Linked DNA regions of Homo sapiens: region 1 is linked to region 2. The links are chromatin loops, found by intact Hi-C in ENCODE. Cell type or tissue: sigmoid colon. All regions are shown on one strand. Links, peaks and the distances in the headings refer to the core of each region. The heading gives the core; the rest is flanking DNA. Region 1 has its middle 56 kb from the start of LINC01601. Region 2 overlaps LINC01478 (long intergenic non-protein coding RNA 1478).

Region 1 (5,389 bases), core at 254-5,253, 90 kb after region 2:
AAAAAAAAAATCATTTTATTATGTACACCAAACCTGCTACCACCAAGGAAAAATATCTCTCATGAATCATATCTGTGGCATATCAAGTAGTCATTCTATAGAATGCCAAAACACTTATTACTTATGCTCATGGCATTTAAATCAATAGTCTGTCCCATATTGTTAAGTAATAGATGTATGTGCATACCTGTTTTTCATATAAACCACAAACTTCACCTTGATTATTCCCTACTGTGTATCAGAGTGGAGGGAGTATAACACTGTGTGCTTCTCTCCCAGTCCCACCTTGGAGCAAATATATTTATTAATATTCCACATGAAATTTAGTTAAATTACTATCAGAAGGTTGTCAAACGAAAGATTACCTCATGGCCAGGCACAGTGGCTCACACCTGTGATCCCAACACTTTGGGAGACAAAGGTGGGTGAATCACGAGGTCAGGAGTTAGAGACCAGCCTGGCCAACATGGTGAAACCCTGTCTCTACTAAAAATACAAAACATTAGCCGGGCGTAGTGGCAGGCACCTGTAATCCCAGCTACTAGGGAGGCTGAGGGAGGAGAATCGCTTGAACCTGGGAGGCAGAGGTTGCAGTGAGCTGAGATCGTGCCACTGCACTCCAGCCTGGGTGACAGAGTGAGACTCCATCTCAAAAAAAAAAAAAAAGATTATCTCATTAAAATATAGGATAAAAAAATGTACAGCCTAAGAATTAAATATGTGTGTGATGGGCGAGAAAACCAAGTGCCCCAAAGGCTATGCGTAGATATTTCTCATTCATCATTGGCCTCCTCATCCTCCCCTATCTGTAACTTCCTTGAATCAAGAAGAAAACAAAGAGTTTTGAAGGTCCACTAAATTGTAGAGCCAAGGATGAGGACCTCAGCTTGACATATCTTGCACTTCTGTTGTCTGTGAAGTTCAAGACTGTATCAACTTTAAGTTCCTTCTCATATATAGCCCCTGAGTATCCAGCCCAAGGATGCTAAATATGCATTCATTTCTGGGTTGATGGGATTTTTTCAATTCCCCTCAAAGGATTGAATCACTTCCATGGGCATATCAAGTTGAAACAGAAAGTTGGTGACTGCCCTGAATTACTAAAAAGAACTGATAGTAGATAATACTTATTTTGTACTCACAGTGTGCCAGGTATTGCTCTAAGCATTTTGCATGTCTTAATTTAATATAGCATGGTGGTTAGTGTGGGGACCTGGGTCAGACTGCCAGAACTTGAATCCTTGCTCTTTAATTATGGCCTATGTGACCTTGGGCAGTCAACCTCTCTGTGCCGTAGTTTTTTTCATTTGTAAAGTGAGGTGGTTGGTCACAGTGGTTCATGCTTGTAAATCCCAGCACTGTGGAAGGCTGACATAGGAGGACTGCTTGAAGCTAGGAGTTTGATACCAGCCTGGGCAGTACAGCAAGACCCCATCTCTTAAAAAAATTAAGTCAAAATGAAGTAATTATCATGATAGTACCTACTACACAGGGTTGTTGTGAGACTTAAAGGAAGTAACATATTCACAGATCTTAAAACAGTGTAGAGCCAGGCATGGTGGCCCATGCCTATAATCAGAGCTACTCAGGAGGCTGAGGTGGGAGGATCACTTGAGGCCAGGAGTTTGAGCCCAGCCTGGGCAATATAGCAAGACTCTCTCTCTAAGACAACATGAAAAGTCAGTCCAGCACAGTGTCCAAGCTCTGCATGTGCTGCCTGGTTTTCTTTTAGGGAGCCAGTCAGAATATATACTTGGGACCTATAGAACATTGCAGATGGGAGACACTAAAACAAATATCTTCACTCTTAGTGTCATGTCAGGGGAGGCCTATGAGAAATCAGTCATTGTCTTCCAGAGGGATGAGGAAATTTGTTCCTGACAGAGGTTCCTGCCATCTAGCTGTGTTGCCGCTGCTGTTTTGCATTAGAGAGATTTTTCCCCACCCAAGAGATAACCACAATATACTTTGCACTTCAGGGCCTTTCATCCCAGACATTTATGGGATGTGATAACAACTCTCCTAGCATTTGTTTCCCACCAAAGTAGGACAGGCCATCAATGGATTGAGCTTTATGGGAATAGGAATGTTCCAATGCAGTTGAATGAGACAAGAACCAGGTCTAATATAATTCTTCAGAGGAAGAGAGGATGCGCATTTGGCCTGCAGTAATTGGTTTTAGAGCATAAACAATTGCCAAGATGAAAAAGATGAACAGTTTGGCAAATCTCAGCTCTGGAATCCTGTGCAGAGATACTCCCAGGTTGCTGTGTCATCCAGTGCCATAGCCACAGCCTGTCAGCGTTTCACTCCCCAGAACATCTAGAGGAGGTAAATCAGAAGTGAGCAGCCTGGTGCTTGGACAGGTGGGTTGAAGATTTGGCTCAGTCAAATGTGAGGATGGCAGCCCTCCAAAGGCTGGCCTGGAGTAGGAAAGAGGAAGAGAAAGCCATCTCCCCTCCTTTCAAAGGGCCTGGCTTGGAAGCTTGCTTCTTTTTCTGCAGTGGCTGCCAGGAAGGCGTGTGAAGAGTTCTCTAAATGGTGAATGGTAGTCCTATTTGCCAACTATGGGCAATTTGCAGTAGAAAAGAACAGAAAATAGTTGTTTGACATAATATTTGTATTGGTAGTTTAACTATAATTGTAGAAATATTAGAATATATAGAAAAAAATCCATATTATTGGCTCATAACTTCACTGTTTCAAATACCATTCCTTGTTAACTTTCCCCAAAATCATATTTCTACATATTTCACACATGAATATAGTGTGATTTATTTAACCTCTCCTCTTCCCGTGCTTAATTAGGTTGTCTCTAATTTCTGAAAATCACAAAAGGCAGAGATAAATATACTTGACCGTACATTTTTATTGTCATTTCTACCAATTTACTTTGCAGAGATTCCTGGTAGAAAAATTTCTGAGTCAAACGGTATAAGCAAATTGTGATATAAATTATATGTGTGTGTGTGTGTATATATATATATGGAAATATATATGTGTGTGCATATATAACCATATTTGCTTTTCAGGAAGGGATTGTATACTTTCATAACCATACATGAAAGAGTCTAGCTCATCCAAGCCTCCTAGCCTTAAAGACAGATAATAGACAGATGATAGATAGATAGATAGATAGATAGATAGATAGATAATTTGCCTTCATATATAAAAAAATACTGAATTAAATTAAGAAGCAGCTGAAAATTCACCCACATGGAACAATATCATACATTGTAAAATGTCCTGAAGGTTTAAACGGGGTAGGAAATAAATAAAATTGAAAGGCTTCAAGAAGCAGCTAGTCTTAAGTTGAACATAAATGTGTGGTAAGTATTTAATCAGGTAGATTTAAAATAAAAACCTATGTATACCTGGGGAAAGGGGAAAGACTGAACAAAGAGAAGAAGCCAGAATAAGCAAGAAATATTTGGTGGATGGTTTTACCAATGAATGTTTATTTCCACATCTGTTCATTCAAATAATATTTACTTGGTATGTATTAGCTACCTGGCAGTGTGCTAGGTGCTGAAACTCCAAGGATGAATAACAAACACAGCTTTGGTCTCCTAATGAAATAGTCTCCTAACTGGCATCCCTGCCTGCAAGCTCAATCTACCACTATCCATCACTAGTACTGCCATCAAAGCATCTTCCAAACTATAAACCTGTTTACATTACACCCAGGTTTTAATCCCCAGATCATTTTTACAGGATTGGGAAACTTCAGCGGCTTAGCAATGCTTTGGGATAAAATCCAAAGACCTTAATGGGGTTTTCGTGGCTTTTCTCCATCTGGAGGCTTCCTACCTCCTCACATCTAGCCTCTCTTCCTCTCTTCCCAAAAATAATAAGGTTCTTTCAGTTCCTTGAACTGGTCAAATGTGAACTCTTCACACAATGTCTAGACTCCTGGAATTCACAAATGCTGTTTCCTCTTATGAAACATCTCCCCCTCTGAGCCCATGTTCCTGCTTCACCATTTTTCACCTAGCTAACTCCTGTTCATCTTCTAGCAGTCAGATTTGGGAAGGCTTCCCTTGGCCGTGAGTCTGGGTTAAGTTTTCTTGCTACTTATGCTCAAAGCACTTCTTATTTCTCCTAGCATAACTCTCATCACATTTTATTTGCATAGCTTCTTTTATCATAGCACCCTCAAGACTGTAGTCTCTATAAATACAAAAACTGTGTCCTTCATGTTCACCTCCAAGTTCCTAACATTGCGCCTTACACACAGTATTTTCTCAATAATTATTTATTGAAATATTTTGAAATAAAGTTAGTTGTAGGGGACTGACCTGCAACTAACCACCTATTCTATCAACTCAGAGGCCAGATGTTCACAACACTGAATTACGGAGTCAAACATAACCAGCAAAGGTTCTGAACAGAACAGAACCCAGGCTCAGGAACTAAAGCATAGCATGCCAATATAATATCAACTTAGAGCAGTTCAGTTATCTCTCTTCTCTAATGCCTCTCTCCCAAGGCCATGGTAACGAGCTAATAAAACCAAATATGTAGGGCCCTGAATAAGGCATCCATTAAACTCTCACATTTACTAAGTATTCATTCCTTTCCCTTCTCTCAGCTCTTCATCTTACTCCCAAAGAAACTTGGACAAGTCACTTCTTCCGGGGCTTTCATGTTTTTTGCTGTAAAAGTAAAGGATTGGAAAAAACAGTTATTGCCTAAACTGGTCAAACTCAGCATCATTAAGACAGCTTTGGCTGAAAACTTCCAAGGGTGGACCTGGAAGCCAGTTTCTTTATAAAGTTCCCCCAGGTGATCCTGCGGCAGCCAGTCCAACTTAGAACTGCCATCCAGTGTGTTGGAAACACTAGCCTTTTCCAGCTCTAACAGGCAATGGTTTCATTTTTCTCTCTGCTTCTCACATGGAAAGTGTTTATTCAATAAATCAGAATATGACTCACTTGGCTGGCATTTTTTGTTCCACCAGATGAAAACTATGCCATAATTAGCAGTGAAGGTCTACTCTATGTGTATGTGTATGTGCATGTGGGTATATGTGAGAGTGTGTGTGTGTGTTTGTGTGTGTGTGTCTGTGTGTGTGTTGGTGGACTGGGGTGGAGAAGCGTAAAAAAAGTCGTGCATCCCTCAATCACTTCCATTCCTGACTGGCAGAAGTAGACTTACCAATAATGACATTACAGCACAGTGAAGCAGTGAGCTGCTTCCAGAAGGCTGCCCTTAAATAGAGACAAAGTGAAGATGTCCTTTATTCTTCTGCTGTTATTACATCAACATCAATCACATTTGCATGTTGGCCAATGGCCACTGTCCTTTTAAGTAAACACCAGAATACTGGTCATTGTGGGCTCTAAGAATGGGTTGGTAGAAACAAAATCAAGACCAGTCCAGAGCTTTG
Region 2 (5,389 bases), core at 217-5,216:
CTTCCTTTAACAACTACTCACACCTAATTGTAAAACATCTCCGTCTTGCTCCCCGTCCTTCGTCTTCTCAGCCTTTTTTAAAAATCCTTCATACTTTCCATGTTGCTTTCAACCACTGGACTTTCTCACATAAGTGATCCTCTCCCTCGAGTTTTCTTATCTCTCTTGACCTAGTCCAGTTCTACCCATCTGAAAACACAGCTGACTCTTAATTCATAGGTTAAATGCCCTTCCTCCTTCAGAATGGCTGGAAATTTAATACGGATTGTAAAAGTATGTGATTAACATCTCTTTATCTACTAGCCCATAAAGCTCTGAGGGAATGAAGACTACCCTTGATTTTACTTTCCCTTATCTCTTTAGTACCTAGTACAACTGTGGCACCTTTTAGGTATTCACTCAACATTGTTGAATCAGTGTGTGAATGAAATAATAAGTAAAAAAAAACATGAAAACCCAGAAAATTGAAGACGGGCAGCAGAATCATTAAGGACTTTTTTTTTGAGACGCGGTCGTGCTCTATTGCCCAAGCTGGAGTGCAGTGGCGTGATCTCAGCTCACTACAACCTCTGCCTTCCAGGCTCAAGCAATTCTCATGCATCAGGCTCCTGAGTAGCTGGGACTACAGACTCACACCACCAGGCCCGGCTAATTTTTGTATTATTAGTAGAAACGGGATTTTGCCATTTTGGCCAGGCTGGTATCAGACTCCTGACCTCAAGTGATCCACCCACCACCTTGGCCTCCCAAAGTGCTGGGATTATAGGCATGAGCCACCGAGCTTGGCCATTAATCACCTATAACTGAAAAACACGCTCACCTCTCCCGGAGGCTTTTGCTTCAAAGCTTGGATGGAGTGTAAAGAAATGGCATTTTTATCACTGAAGTAAGGTAATGCTGATTATTGATAAAAGCCAAGAGGTAATTTAAAATATATTAAAATATATTCAGATATCAAATGAATGTATTATTTCATTACATATTGCCTCTAAAATACAATGGTCTCTAGAATCATGGAATTATAGAATGTTAGAAGTTGAAGAGACTTAGAGGTTTTTTAAACCAGTTGACTTATTTTACAGAAGAAGCAGCTGAGCAAGTTTCTAGTTTAGAGATGACATTGAGAACACTTCTTCTGATTTCTAGTCTAGTGATGCTGCTTATTCCTTTTCATTTTAACTTATAAGTCCTATTTTTATCCTCTTTTAATATATTCATAACTGTCTTTTTTCCAATAGGTATTTATTGGACACCTATGTTAACCAAAACTGACCTCATCACAATTTACATACCTTATCATCGGGCACATATGGAAAGCAAAATAATTATTCTTTTGTATGCTCATTTGTTTAAATCCTTAAATATTGAAGTTGTAAATATTTTAATATGTATTTTCTCTTTTTATAGCATTGACAAAATATTGACTAATAGATTTATTTCTTTACATTGTTTTAGAATCATGGCTCCCAAAGGTGGCAGATCATGTCACCAGTTCCCAGATGTATCACTCCGATATTCTGAATTTTAAATGCAGATTTTGGGTATCCCCTGAGAATTCATATTTTTAAAAAATGCAAGCAATCCAAAAGCACAGCCAGGTTAGAAAATCACTGTCTTAGAGGATTACCAAATTTTGATAAACTTAAAAGCTAATCTTATGAAACATACCTAGCCCAATCTAAAATAGTGATAATAATACTTGATGGTAATATCATGTAATAGAATAAATGAATTACCTAAGGCTTTTTATTGAAGCACCCAATTATTTGCACATGCAAAATGTAGTAGAAGCTGGATTGGTTGAACTGATAAAATAATTTAGAATGTGAAATGTCTAAGTCCTATATTATTCAGATTTAGAGAGCACCCCTCCTGACATTTCTTTCCGCTGCTTCACAAATGCCATCATCTTTATGACTGTAGCCTTTTTACTTTTCCTTACTGCTATTGCCTTCCTGCAGACTTTATAGCAGCTTTGACAGTCCCCCTCTTGATTCATTTAACTCCCCCTCCTTCTCTCTGCTGTCTTTTTCCTCCATCTATTTTAAGTTACAAGGAAAGACAAGAAAATCACAGCCTAAAGGCTTTCAGAATTTAACGTTTTCACTCTATGGAATATATGAATCACCCACTTGCACATTCTGGGGTTTAGTTATTTGCTTCTTTTTCCGAAAGAAATTGTTTTTACAGATAGCAAAAACATGTATTTAGATATTGACTCTTTTTTGACACTCTCTCCCCTCTGAAATATCCCTTGCTCTCTGGTCATACTCAAACATGTTCACAATATGTGACCAGCAAAATAAAACAGAACATGACTAATATGGCACAAAATCTTCAGTGGACAGCATCTTTAAACTACGTAGTTATATGAATCTGGCCTTAGTTAGTAGAACCAATACAAGCCACTCACTAACAGTAGTTCAAGATTTCATTCCAGGCTAAGCTCTGGGAAGGAGGAACACTGGCATGGTTTAAGGCCAGTTGTACTTTTCCATCTAGGTGCCAGCCAGGCCCCAGAGTTTATGATATCATGAAGGTTAAAAACTCTTGTGTTATTAGGTATCGTTTCTTCTATGGAACCTGCTTTTTGGTCATCTTTCTGAAAATCTGTTTCTCAGAAATATATTGAGGGTTAATATGAATCTAGCCTGAGATGCGTTCCACTAGTGAGGAGTCCTGACACTTGCAATCTAACCAGACCAGGAAGAGAACTGATGAAAAAATGGCAGGTAATGGAGATCTAAACCAGCTGCTGATACTTTGAGAAGAAACACATGCCTGGATGAGCTTTCCTCTGTTTTGTGTTTGCTGCTGCTTCTCATTGTCAGAATATTAAATCATCAAGGTTCAGGGAAGGGAACCAGGATGGCTGTATTTAGTCATTGCTACTGAGCCCTCAGACACAGCCCAGCCCAGTTGTGAGGTCTGGTACCAAAGCTGTATAGACATAAGCCATGGATGTGTTCCCTATTCCTCTTCAACATTTTCTCTCTTAAATCTGCTTCTTGCCATGCTATGTGACTGGATAAAATTGAGAGTTAGGGACTTGAGATCCTAGGTCCTGACTTTCTCACTGTCTCTTCTCTCATTGAAATACAACAAAGAATAATCTTTACCAGAGAGAAAACGGTGAGTGTCAATGGCCATTGAACAGTGTATGTCATAAATCTAAAAATGAACAAGATTCAGAGTTGCAGGTCAGCACAGCCAAGAACTGACGGAAATAATAAAACAGAACAAAACAATGAGTGAAGTTTTTAAGTAGCAGAAGATCCAGATAGACACAGGGAGCATCAGACAGAAATCTGAGAATTAACATAATCATAATATACACACATACAAACACAAACAGAGCCAAGCCAGGGCCAAAAACAATTTCCAAAATAATTCTGTCCATGAAGGCCTCAGATTTTGGAATCCCTAGGCATTCAAACCTCCACTGGTGGTGGTAAATTCTACACCAGGGTACTGTAGTTTTGTTTTTTTTTTTTTTTTTTTTGAGACGGAGTCTCGCTCTGTCGTCCAGGCTGGAGTGCAGTGGCGGGATCTCGGCTCACTGCAAGCTCCGCCTCCCGGGTTCACGCCATTCTCCTGCCTCAGCCTCCCAAGTAGCTGGGACTACAGGCGCCCGCCACTACGCCCGGCTAATTTCTTGTATTTTTAGTAGAGACGGGGTTTCACCATTTTAGCCAGGATGGTCTCAATCTCCTGACCTCGTGATCCGCCCGCCTCGGCCTCCCAAAGTGCTGGGATTACAGGCGTGAGCCACCGCGCCCGGCCCGGGTACTGTAGTTTTAAATAGACTTTAGTCTATTTCAATTTGCCTATGTCCTACATAGCTATAGTAGGACATAGACATACTAAAACATAGACACATGATTCGTCTTTTGAGAAACAAAAGAATCTGGCTGTCTAGAAAGCATGCCAGATCTAGGTAGGGTCACATACCTCCATGGAATCTGAAGCTCAAAAGGGTGTCTCTGTTTTCAGAGCATTAACCTAGATTTAAAACAGAAGTGGGAATAATGCAGACAGGATGTGCATCTGAGATCATGAGCTTCTTTTCATTGGCTTGTCCTCTCCACTATTACTACTATTGATACCACTACTGGCAGTACTACTCCTCTGAATGTCACTAAAATAACCCAGATGCTGTCAGGGTAACTGTTTTCATGACTAAGATCCACTACTTTAGATATAGACCTTATTGACCCACCCAAGCTCCATTTTATTGTTGTGCACTGACACCCACATCTCTACATTTATCAGTCTTCCCACTTCACTCATAAAGTGGTCTTCTCCAAGAACTGGAATTCTGATCTATCATAAGGTTAAACTTCTCAATTAAGGTCCTCTGTATAGACATCTTCACTGCAAACAAGAGGTAGAATTTCAAAATTGCAGAAACCAAATAGAAAGTCAAGACTGGAGAAAGAAACATCCTTTAAAGTCATTTCAGTCAGACCCAGTCCACTGCTGGACTCTCTCTTAAACATTGTTTATTTTTCACCTGACATTCTCTTTTATAGAAGTCATTTAAGTAACCAAAGATAGTCTTTTCTTATTCTGACTGAACAGTTATATTTTCTACCATTCACGTTGCTAGTGGTAGCAATGTACTTTAAAATGACGCCATTAAGAACTGGACTTAATTATTTAGATATGGTTGGAGTAGCACAGACCCAAGCAAAACTGCACCTCCTTTGTTTTAGATTATAAGTCTAATTCAATGATTAGTTACTTGGATGATAGAATAGGAAGGGGAGAATAAGAATAGGGAGTTGAAATGACAATGATAATTTAGATCATCTGAGCTTAAAATTTAGATATTCTGAGTTCAGCATTATGCTTAGTATCTATATAGTATTTAGGAATTCCAAGACAGTCTTATATTTACTATAAGAGTTGACCTACACACCAAGCCATTATGATAGATACGACAAGGTGATAGTTCACACTTGATTTTCTTATGAAACAAAGTATTTCCATGTAATTGCTTAAAGCTGAAGCTACTCTTATCCCATCTTCCTGGAGCCTAAACCACTAACATAGGTGTATTTCCTTCAAAGACGTCACTCCCACACATCTATCCTTCGCTCCAGTTATTAAACAACGAGATACAGAATTTGGCAACAAAAAAACACAAGGCACATTTTGACACTTGGGTATCTGAAAAGACAAAATTAACAATGCATTAATGCCATGTAAATCTCACCCCTCTCCTCTTTCGTTTCAAAATATCATTTTTATTTGGATCACAATTCACTTAAAAATAAGGTCCTTCCTGTCTTTAACATAATGGAATCAGCTTGCTTCCTTATCCTCTTTCTCTTTCCCTTGTACCCTTGGTCAGTGTATATGTATATGTGTCCCTGTGAATGAAGGA

Evidence for each region. Hi-C counts contacts between places; a loop is a spot of excess contacts. Peaks named below come from ENCODE experiments on the same cell type or tissue, not always from the same donor. Only the 100,000 strongest peaks of a DNase experiment are listed, where the experiment ranks them.
Region 1: it touches region 2 in a loop (6-fold over the local background); 1 of 110 quality-filtered maps calls a loop at or near these places.

Annotation. Positions count from the first base shown.
Region 1 is chr18:44,584,975-44,590,363 of GRCh38, forward strand. No RefSeq gene overlaps it. Among named protein-coding and RNA genes, the nearest start is that of LINC01601, 56 kb to the left of the region's middle. In sigmoid colon, for the core only: no CTCF peak of the experiment used is centred there; a DNase peak (open chromatin) is centred at 2,377; H3K27ac peaks cover 204 bases.
Region 2 is chr18:44,495,479-44,500,867 of GRCh38, forward strand. All of the region lies in intron 2 of LINC01478 (long intergenic non-protein coding RNA 1478), which reads right to left. Among named protein-coding and RNA genes, the nearest start is that of LINC01478, 34 kb to the right of the region's middle. In sigmoid colon, for the core only: no CTCF peak of the experiment used is centred there; DNase peaks (open chromatin) are centred at 2,503 and 2,903.